Linked DNA regions of Homo sapiens: regions 2 and 3 are each linked to region 1. A link is a contact called in ENCODE Hi-C or POLR2A ChIA-PET data. All regions are on one chromosome and are shown on one strand. The core of a region is the stretch at or near the end of the contact, and the rest is flanking DNA. Distances in the headings are between cores, read along the strand shown. Region 1 overlaps LOC105370003 (a long non-coding RNA gene). Region 2 overlaps LOC124903081 (a long non-coding RNA gene). Region 3 has its middle 320 kb from the start of TBX3.

Evidence for each region. A loop is a pair of places that touch in the nucleus more often than their neighbours do. ChIA-PET counts read pairs that join two places held with the same protein, here RNA polymerase II (POLR2A). Pooled maps may share reads with other maps.
Region 2: a loop to region 1 is called in a map of mammary epithelial cell, with 4 times the contacts of the local background. The contact joins two enhancer-like sites. A Hi-C loop is called at or near these places in 5 of 168 maps with a recorded cell type or tissue (IMR-90, PC-3, head of caudate nucleus and 2 more) and 7 of 50 pooled maps. POLR2A ChIA-PET finds 5 or more read pairs at or near these places in 2 of 52 experiments (BJ and WTC11).
Region 3: a loop to region 1 is called in a map of mammary epithelial cell, with 6 times the contacts of the local background. The contact joins two enhancer-like sites. A Hi-C loop is called at or near these places in 3 of 168 maps with a recorded cell type or tissue (PC-3, mammary epithelial cell and prostate gland) and 2 of 50 pooled maps.

Annotation. Positions count from the first base shown.
Region 1 is chr12:115,751,650-115,754,349 of GRCh38, forward strand. All of the region lies in intron 1 of LOC105370003 (a long non-coding RNA gene), which reads right to left. Among named protein-coding and RNA genes, the nearest start is that of LINC02463, 130 kb to the right of the region's middle. Within about 2 kb of position 1,451, at least 2 of the 41 ENCODE cell types and tissues checked have a DNase peak (open chromatin) inside an H3K27ac peak, as active enhancers do.
Region 2 is chr12:115,154,666-115,157,365 of GRCh38, forward strand. The region is part of intron 1 of LOC124903081 (a long non-coding RNA gene); the gene reads left to right. Among named protein-coding and RNA genes, the nearest start is that of TBX3, 470 kb to the left of the region's middle. Within about 2 kb of position 1,251, at least 4 of the 41 ENCODE cell types and tissues checked have a DNase peak (open chromatin) inside an H3K27ac peak, as active enhancers do.
Region 3 is chr12:114,998,940-115,001,666 of GRCh38, forward strand. No RefSeq gene overlaps it. Among named protein-coding and RNA genes, the nearest start is that of TBX3, 320 kb to the left of the region's middle. Within about 2 kb of position 1,257, at least 3 of the 41 ENCODE cell types and tissues checked have a DNase peak (open chromatin) inside an H3K27ac peak, as active enhancers do.

The DNA.
Region 1 (2,700 bases), core at 201-2,700:
TCTCTCAGCCTCCACCCAAATGGCATCTCCTTAGGACAGTAAGTTTTCACTTCCCATTTCTCAATACCTCAAATATCTCTCTCCCCTGGGACATTGCTCCAGGAAAGGTCAAGGGGACTTTTGGTTCAATGGATTTTCTTCATTAACAGAGAGCCCTTTCTTGCCTCAGAATGTATACTTGAAAACCATGCTTAAATGTCCTAGTTTGAGGCTCACTCTGCCAGGTGTTTAAACTCTAGCTTTATCTTTCAGGCTATGTGATCTTGGGCAAATGACCTAACCTCTCTGAGACTGTTTCCTCACCTATAAAGTGGGAGAACAGACCTCTCTCATGAATTTTGATGAAGATGAAATGAGATGACAAATGTAGAACACCAAGCACAGTTTCTGGTTCCAACAAAGGACCTATGATCCACAATTATTATTTCTGTACTGGGATGAATTCATTTCTTGAGTAAGGGCTTGGATTCTACCGCCAGCTTTTCTAACTAAGATTTTGTAATTCTAAAATAGTATGTTGAATAAACAAAAATAGATTTTTCTGTCTTATATAAAATTAGAGCTGCAGAAAATGCAAAAGAGATAAAGAACTGGTTCACTTAGACTCCAGGATGTATCATAAAAAGTTTTGTTATTTCTGTTGTTAATACATTCCTGATAGCCACTTGTTTCCTGGTTATTTGCCTTTTTGGCTCTGATTGGCCAGGTTCCAGTACATTGAGGTTTTCACTGCACTTGGAAGCTGTGTTTTGAAGACCTCGAATCCTCTGTGAAAATGAAAACTTCTTTTTCCCTTTTCTCCCCAAACTTTGGTGGCCAAATACCATCACCCCACACCCCCCGATTTTGAGGACTCTTCCCACTTTAGATGCTTTGTAGCAGTGTTTCTATAATCATCCATTGTCCCAGAACTTAAAGTCTTTTGGCCTCTGAACTAATTCCCATCCTTGCCTCTCACACTGAGAAGTGGTCAAGAAAAAATTTTGGTTCATGCATCCCCAGTTTTAGTTCAGATAATTTGACTCTACCTTCATAATATATGTCACTTTTGCTTTCAACCATTATCCTCATCATTCAACATCATATTCTTCTGTCAATTGCCTTCCCATTTCTAACAATGTCATGTCTAACAATGCCCTGCACATGCACACAACTGCACAAACACACAACCACACATGATCATCTCCCTTTTCTCCCACTACCACCGGCATTCCTATTGTGATGATTTATATTCAGCAGAAATTTTTGGGAAAAGGTTTGAGGAAAACTTTTTTAATGTCTTCCATTACCACGGGGCATGTGAAGGTGTTGTAATTATACCACTAACCAAAGAATTCATTTCTTTCCTGAATCCCTGAAAGAATCTGAATAATCTGAGGACGTAATAGTTTTTTTCCCGCCCAGTGTGGCAGGGCAAAATACACCCATACCAAGATAAATGGTTCCTTTCTAGCTTTAGCAAAAGGTTCTTAAGAGCCGGCCAGCCCAGCAACCACCAAATACAGCTCCTTGACTTGATTACCTTCTTCCTTCTCTATATTTCTTGACAGTATCTTCAACTATCCAAAAGCAGGCCCAAAGTGCCTGTCCCTAACCTAGTCTGAACGTCCAAGAACAGCACAGCAACCAAATCAGGTCCAAAACTAGTAAGCAGAGGCTGGAGTGCCATCTGCTGACTATTTTTATAAGACATCTTCCTGCTTAGCCCACACCACTAAATGCCCACACCACCCCATTTCAAGGCTGCCAAAAGAATCTAATGGTATAGCTTCAGGCATAGGAATGCATGAATTTTTTACTATATTAATATCTCATTATTCCATTATTGGGAATAGGCATTTAGAAACAAAGCCTTCTTTTCACTTTTTTTTTTATTTAAAGGCAAAATGAAAAATCTGGGAAAGACTGACTCTTTTATAATTGCTTTTATTATTGATGTTTTTGTTATTACTATTACAGTGTTATGTTAATAGATAATAATAATAGCAACTCTTTGAAACTCCAATTTTGCACACTTTTAATCTGGATCTCCAAATCAGCATATCACAGTTTGCAAAAAGATTTATGATCCTCTGAGAGCTTACGAGACCATAACAGAACAAAGGCAAAAAATAAAATAAAATAAAATAGAAGAAACTGAAATGAATGAGTGCGCTGCCAAAGGAGCAAGAATTCAGCTCATTCAGGTATATTTCAAGATCAGGTTGATAGGCGTTTCCCATGAAAATAAGCATTTCTACTTAAGATCAAATGGACTCATTTCTTTTTTCCAGGCTATTACATTTTTTGTTGTCCTTTAAAACCAGAGGAAACACTGGGAGTTCTCCTTTTTAAATAACTGTGCCATCTCTTAGAGAGAAAATGGAAAATCCCATAGTTAGATGTCCTTCTTTAGGGTTTATTTTGCCTCTATTACTTCAGGTTTCAAATTAGACAGTAAATTTGCCAAAATCAATAGAGAGAAGAAAGATGTCTTTCTTTAGAAGAACGGATGACATGTTTTTATTTGTAATATTCTCAGGAAGTATGTCGATAACATGCAAAAATCAAATACTCTCTTTCCAACTGCACCATGTAGGAGTTTTCCTAGATGGCCATCTACGTAAATTTTGACAAATATATGAAAAGTAATACACATTGCATATATACACGTGCATGTTTTGATCTGTTATCCTCAAAAGCACCCACCCTGAAGAAGAC
Region 2 (2,700 bases), core at 1-2,500, 600 kb before region 1:
ATTATTCATTGAAGGGAGCAGTGTGGGTTGTTGTGTGCTACAAATTAAAAGGAAAATTTGGGGATTTTAAGCCTACTTTTAAACTTTATTTTTTTCTTTCCTACTTTTATTTTAGGCTCAAGGGTTATATGTGCAGGTTTGTTATATGGGTAAACTGTGTGTTACAGGGGTTTGGTGTACAGATAATCTTGTCACCCAGGTAATGAGCAGAGTATCTGATAGGAAGTTTTTCAATCCTCACCCTCCATTCTCAAGTAAGCCCTGATGCCTATTGTTTCCTTCTTTGTGTCCATGTGTATTTGATATTTAACTTCGTCTTATAAGAGAGAACAGGAAGTATTTGCCTTTCTGTGCCTACATTAATTCGCTTAGGATTATGGCCTCCAGCTCCATCTATGTTGCTGCAAAAGACATGATTTCATTCTTTATTATGGCTGCATAGTATTCCATGGTGTACATGTACCACATTTGCTTTATCCAGTGAACCATTGATGGTAAGCTTACTTTTGAACCCAATTCAAATTACTTTTATCAACAACAACAACAACAAAAAGATAATGGTGACTTATTGTCTCATGTAACTGAATAATACTCCTCTGAAGTGTTATTTGATCTAAGACTCATGGATTGACTAGGCTGCCTTTCTCTTCAACTCTCAGGCACACTCCATCCACATGACAGGCATGGTGGCCAGTGGAGAACCACAGTTCACATTCTCCAGCTGAAAGCCACCATCTTTCCTATAGAAAAGTCCTGGGAAAGTCTGAACAATTTGCTTTCAGTTAAGTGTCCACTAGTGTGATGGAGGTGTGAAGGGATTGTTGATCCCAGTCAAGTCACATGAAGTGGGTTGCCAGCAGAGAAGGTGGGCTCTGAGACCATCACAGGAAGGGAAATAAGGAAACTGTGATAAAGACAAAACCAGTGTGGCCACAGTCTACCATAAACATCTCACACTCTGCTATTCTACACTGAATTCTGATGCTAACCACCAGCTGGTGTTAGCACCAAGTCCACAAGTGAAGGACACACTCCCCAGTAAGACTATACTCACTTCCGATGCTAGCCACAAGCTTGAGGGTGTCCAGGCCACTCACACTTCTGACCAACTGGCTGAAAATTCAAGAGTGCATGACTCTTGAAAGGGGCTGGATAATTTGCTAGAATGACTCAGAGAATACAGGAAATAACTATACCTAGAGTTATAGTTTTATTACAAAGGATACAAAATCAGGACTAGCCAAAAGGAGAGACACATAAGGCTGAGGTCTGGGAAGGTCCCGAACACAAAGCTTCCGTGCCTCTCCCCACGGAATCGGAGTACATCACCCTCTTGACACATCAGTGTTTTTGGTCATCAGGAAGCTCCATTAGTTTTGGTGTCTAGATTTTTTATTGGGGTTACATTGCATAGCAATGATGGATTGAATCATGGACCACATGGTCAAACCTGGTCTTCATCAGCCACCCCTCCCAGTGGTTAGGCTGTCTCGAAGCCTCAAATGTCTAACTGTGTGATTAGTGTTTCTGGTTGACCAGCCCCCATCCTGAGTCACCTCATCTCTTACCATAAACTCAGGTATGGTCTGAGAGGCTCATGAGTAACAAAGACTCCTATTGCTCAGGAAATTCCAAAGATTTAGGGTTTCCCATTTAGAAACCAGAGACAAAGCCCAGCCAAATTCCTTCCTTTTTTTTTTTTTTTTTTTTTTTGAGATGTAGAGACAAGGTCTTGCTCTGTCATCCAGGCTGGAGTGCGATGGTACAATCATAGCTCATTGCAGCCTTGGACTCCTAGGCTCAAGCAATCCTCCTGCCCCAGCCTTCTGAGTACAGGCATGCACCACAATGCCTGGGAAATTTTTTTTTTTTTTTTTGTAGAGACAGAATCTCATTATGTTGCTCAGGCTGGTCTTTAACTTCTGGCCTGAAGCAATCCTCCTAACTTGGCCTCCCAAAGCACTGGGATTACAGGCACAAGCCACCACAGAGCCAGCCTCTCACACTCTTTACTATGCCACACAGGCATTGCTTCATGTGAAATATAAAATTCCCTTAATAAAGCATCATCACACCCACTTAGAAATGAAGACATTGTGGGTATTCTGAGATAATACAAGAATTGAGCCCTTGTTTTCTTGAACCCATGTTTTTATTTAATTTTCTTTTCTTACTATACCCCAATACTTACCTCTAATGAGAAAGCTACTTTGTTGCAAATAACTGCCTCAGTCACCTCCATCTCTAACTGGCAAGTCCCAATTATTCTACACTAAAGGAATTATCAATTTTAGTGAGGGAATTCCACTCCTTTTGTCTTGTGGAAGATTCTAGGAGTTAAAAGTTCTGAGTTGCAGTCCCAGGTCTGCACATTAGGTCAGTTGGATGCATCCCCTTACCTCTGGACTCAGTTTCTTCATCTGAAAAACAGCTAGCCTAGACTGACTGCCACAGAGGATCTTGTGAGCTCTGAAAGTTTCAGAACTCACTGCCGCTCAGCTTTGCAATGTGGAAATATCACTTGCCATTGGGATGGCCTGGGAAAATTAAGAATACTTTCCAACAGAGGAAATCTACACCCAGAAATTCCCTCTTTTATTTGTCCATTCACAAATATATTTTCAATACCTGTATGTGCCAGGCACCACATGAGATGCTGGAGATGTAGCAAAAGAAAGGCATATTTAGAGCCTATCTTTA
Region 3 (2,727 bases), core at 7-2,506, 750 kb before region 1:
TTTAGGTTTATGGAAAAAAAATAGGCTCTTTAGAGAGGAAGAGAGGAAGTCTGTTTTCCTACAGCTCAGCTGAAAATCTCATCGTTCTGTGGAATTCTTTTCCCCCTTTAATGTGCACAGTTTTGGGATGAATTTTGCTCCTCTGTCAGTTTCCTCTGGATGTTTTATTGTAGGGAGGACTTATGGACTCTGCAACCAAACATAAATGGCCAAGTCCTAATTCTGTAGTTCCTTGGTTCTAGCAGCATGTGCCTCGAAAGGTGCCTGGCATGCAGTAGGTGCCCCACAAACATTTGCTGGATGAATTGCCGCCTGGGGACCCCAGGGTAGTCATAATATTCTGGAAGATCTGTCTTTTCACTCCTCTTGTTTGCAGAAGAAAAAAGTGTCAATCTGTCTTTCTGCATTGGCAGGTCTGTCAGGGTAGAAATACATCAGGGTTCTAGATAATTCATGTTTGAGGAACATCTGCTAGATATGTCATTCCAGTGGCATTTTACAGGTCAGTTCCTTGAAATATTTAAAAAAACCAGGAGACAAGCACATCACACCCATTTTTCGCTCCCACAAGAACAGGCTATGAAATGATTCTACTTTGACCCCTAATTCATTTCCGTGGGGATTCTGCTTATTAGTTGCTGCAAGTCTCATGTGTCTGGCAGAGATGTGTCTGTCTTCTTGTTGGCTAATGGTTTTGTCATTAGCCTGATGAATAGACTTGATCTAACATTCTTCAACTCCAGAGTAGGACGGACTCTTCCCCTCACCACCCTGCTGACCCTGTCAGTTTACAGCACAGAAATCTTCCAGTTGGGTTTTGTAAGGAGGCAGATTAAACAGAAAAAGTGTTTCTTCTTCCCTGGCCAAGTCATTTTGGATTGAGAGCGTACAAAAGTTGCTTTGTAGTTTGAGAACTGCTCATAAAAGTAAATTTCTTTTTTGATGCAATGATTAGAATTGCTTTGCTAGAAGAAAGTTACATATAACTGGTTACTTACTAGCATATCTTGTATATTATAATAACCTCAGGCACATGATAGGCATATTTATTAAATGAATAGTCATTATGTAAATGGAAAAAGATAAATAAGACCAAAGGGTGACAGATATTCAACAAATATTTGATGAATAAAGAAGTTAACAGATAAAATAAATGAATGAAAGTAGTTCCCAGGATGAAAGAAACATGAAGTCACTGCGACTGGAATGTGCTAGAGAATTGCAGGGTGTCTGTCAGCAGATAATGGTGCCCTTGCTTTTCTTCCCACAATTCGCAGGGGAGGTTTCTCTGCACCTGCCTTTGTCCAAGGTGACTCATTTCTTCCGGCCACAATTGTTTGACCAGAAATGGCATCTAGCCCCAGGGGACAAATAAAAAATATCTTCCCCAAGAAGACAGAACTGAAGCTTAGATGAAGATTCTGTGTTGCAGGGACAGTAATATGCTCATGTGACTACTACAGGAAGCCATCTTTCGCTTGCCAATGAGATAAGGAAGAAGGAAAAGATAATCTGCCATGAGGAAGAAGAATAAAATAATAGAAAAGAGGGAGAGAGAAAGAGAGAGGGAGGGAGGGAGGGAGAGAGGGAGAGAGAAAGAGAGAGAGAGAGAGAAAGATTGAATCAGGAAAGAGAAATGGGCCGCACCCTGTTGCTAATGTCTGTAATCCCAGCACTTTGGGAGGCTGAGGTGGGTGAATCACCTCAGATCAGGAGTTCAAGACCAGCCTGGTAAACATGGTAAAACCTGGTCTCTACTAAAAATACAAAAATTAGTGAGGTGTGGTGGTGCATGCCCGCTTAAACCTGGGAGGCGGAGGTTGCAGTGAGCCAAGATCGCGCCACTGCACTCCAGACTAGGTGACAGAGTGAGATTCCGTCTCAAAAAAAAAAAAAAAAAAAAAAAAGGGTGGGGGGAGAGGGAGAGAAAGGGAGATAGAGAAATGTCTAGATACCTGAGATTCTTCTAGTTCCCAGATATAACCCCAAATCTTTATAATTTCTTCAACATTTTCCCTGAAGTTAGCATACATTGATTTATGTCATTACAAACACTCTTTTTTTTTTGAGTCAGGGTCTCACTCTGTTGCCCAGGCTGGAGTGCAGTGGCACGTTCTCAGCTCACTGCAACCTCTGCCTCCCAGGTTCAAGTGATTCTCCTGCCTCAACCACCCAAGTAGGTGAGTTTACAGGCATGTGCCACCACACCCAGCTAATTGTTGTAGTTTTAGCAGAGACGGGGTTTACCATGTTGGCCGGGCTGGTCTCTTAACTCCCGGTCTCAAGTGTTCCATCTCAGCCTCCCAAAGTGCTGGTATTATAGGCGTGAACCACTGCACCTGACCCCCCAAACACTCTTAACATATGTGCCCAGAGATGAGACATTGTAGCCTTCATGGTCTTTGTCCATTCAAAGGCAAAGACTGGAACTCTCAAGCAGCCTTGCTAATACTTCCAGTTCCCTTCCTACTTCTTAAGGTCCTAGGTTGTAATGAGTATTTTTTTTTCTTTTTAAGTATAAAAAAAGAAGAAGGAGGAGAAGAAAGCCGAAGGGGGGAGGAGAAAGAAAAAATGAAACCCCTTTGCCCTCAAGTCTGTGAACTGGCTGATGAGGCGCTGCTATTTGATTTGGTTGCCACTCAAGGCTGAGGTTTTTCTTCTCCACTTTTCGCATGGACTTCTGTTGCTTTTTCTTGGCTTCTGGTTGCTCAAGAGGACTGAAGGGTG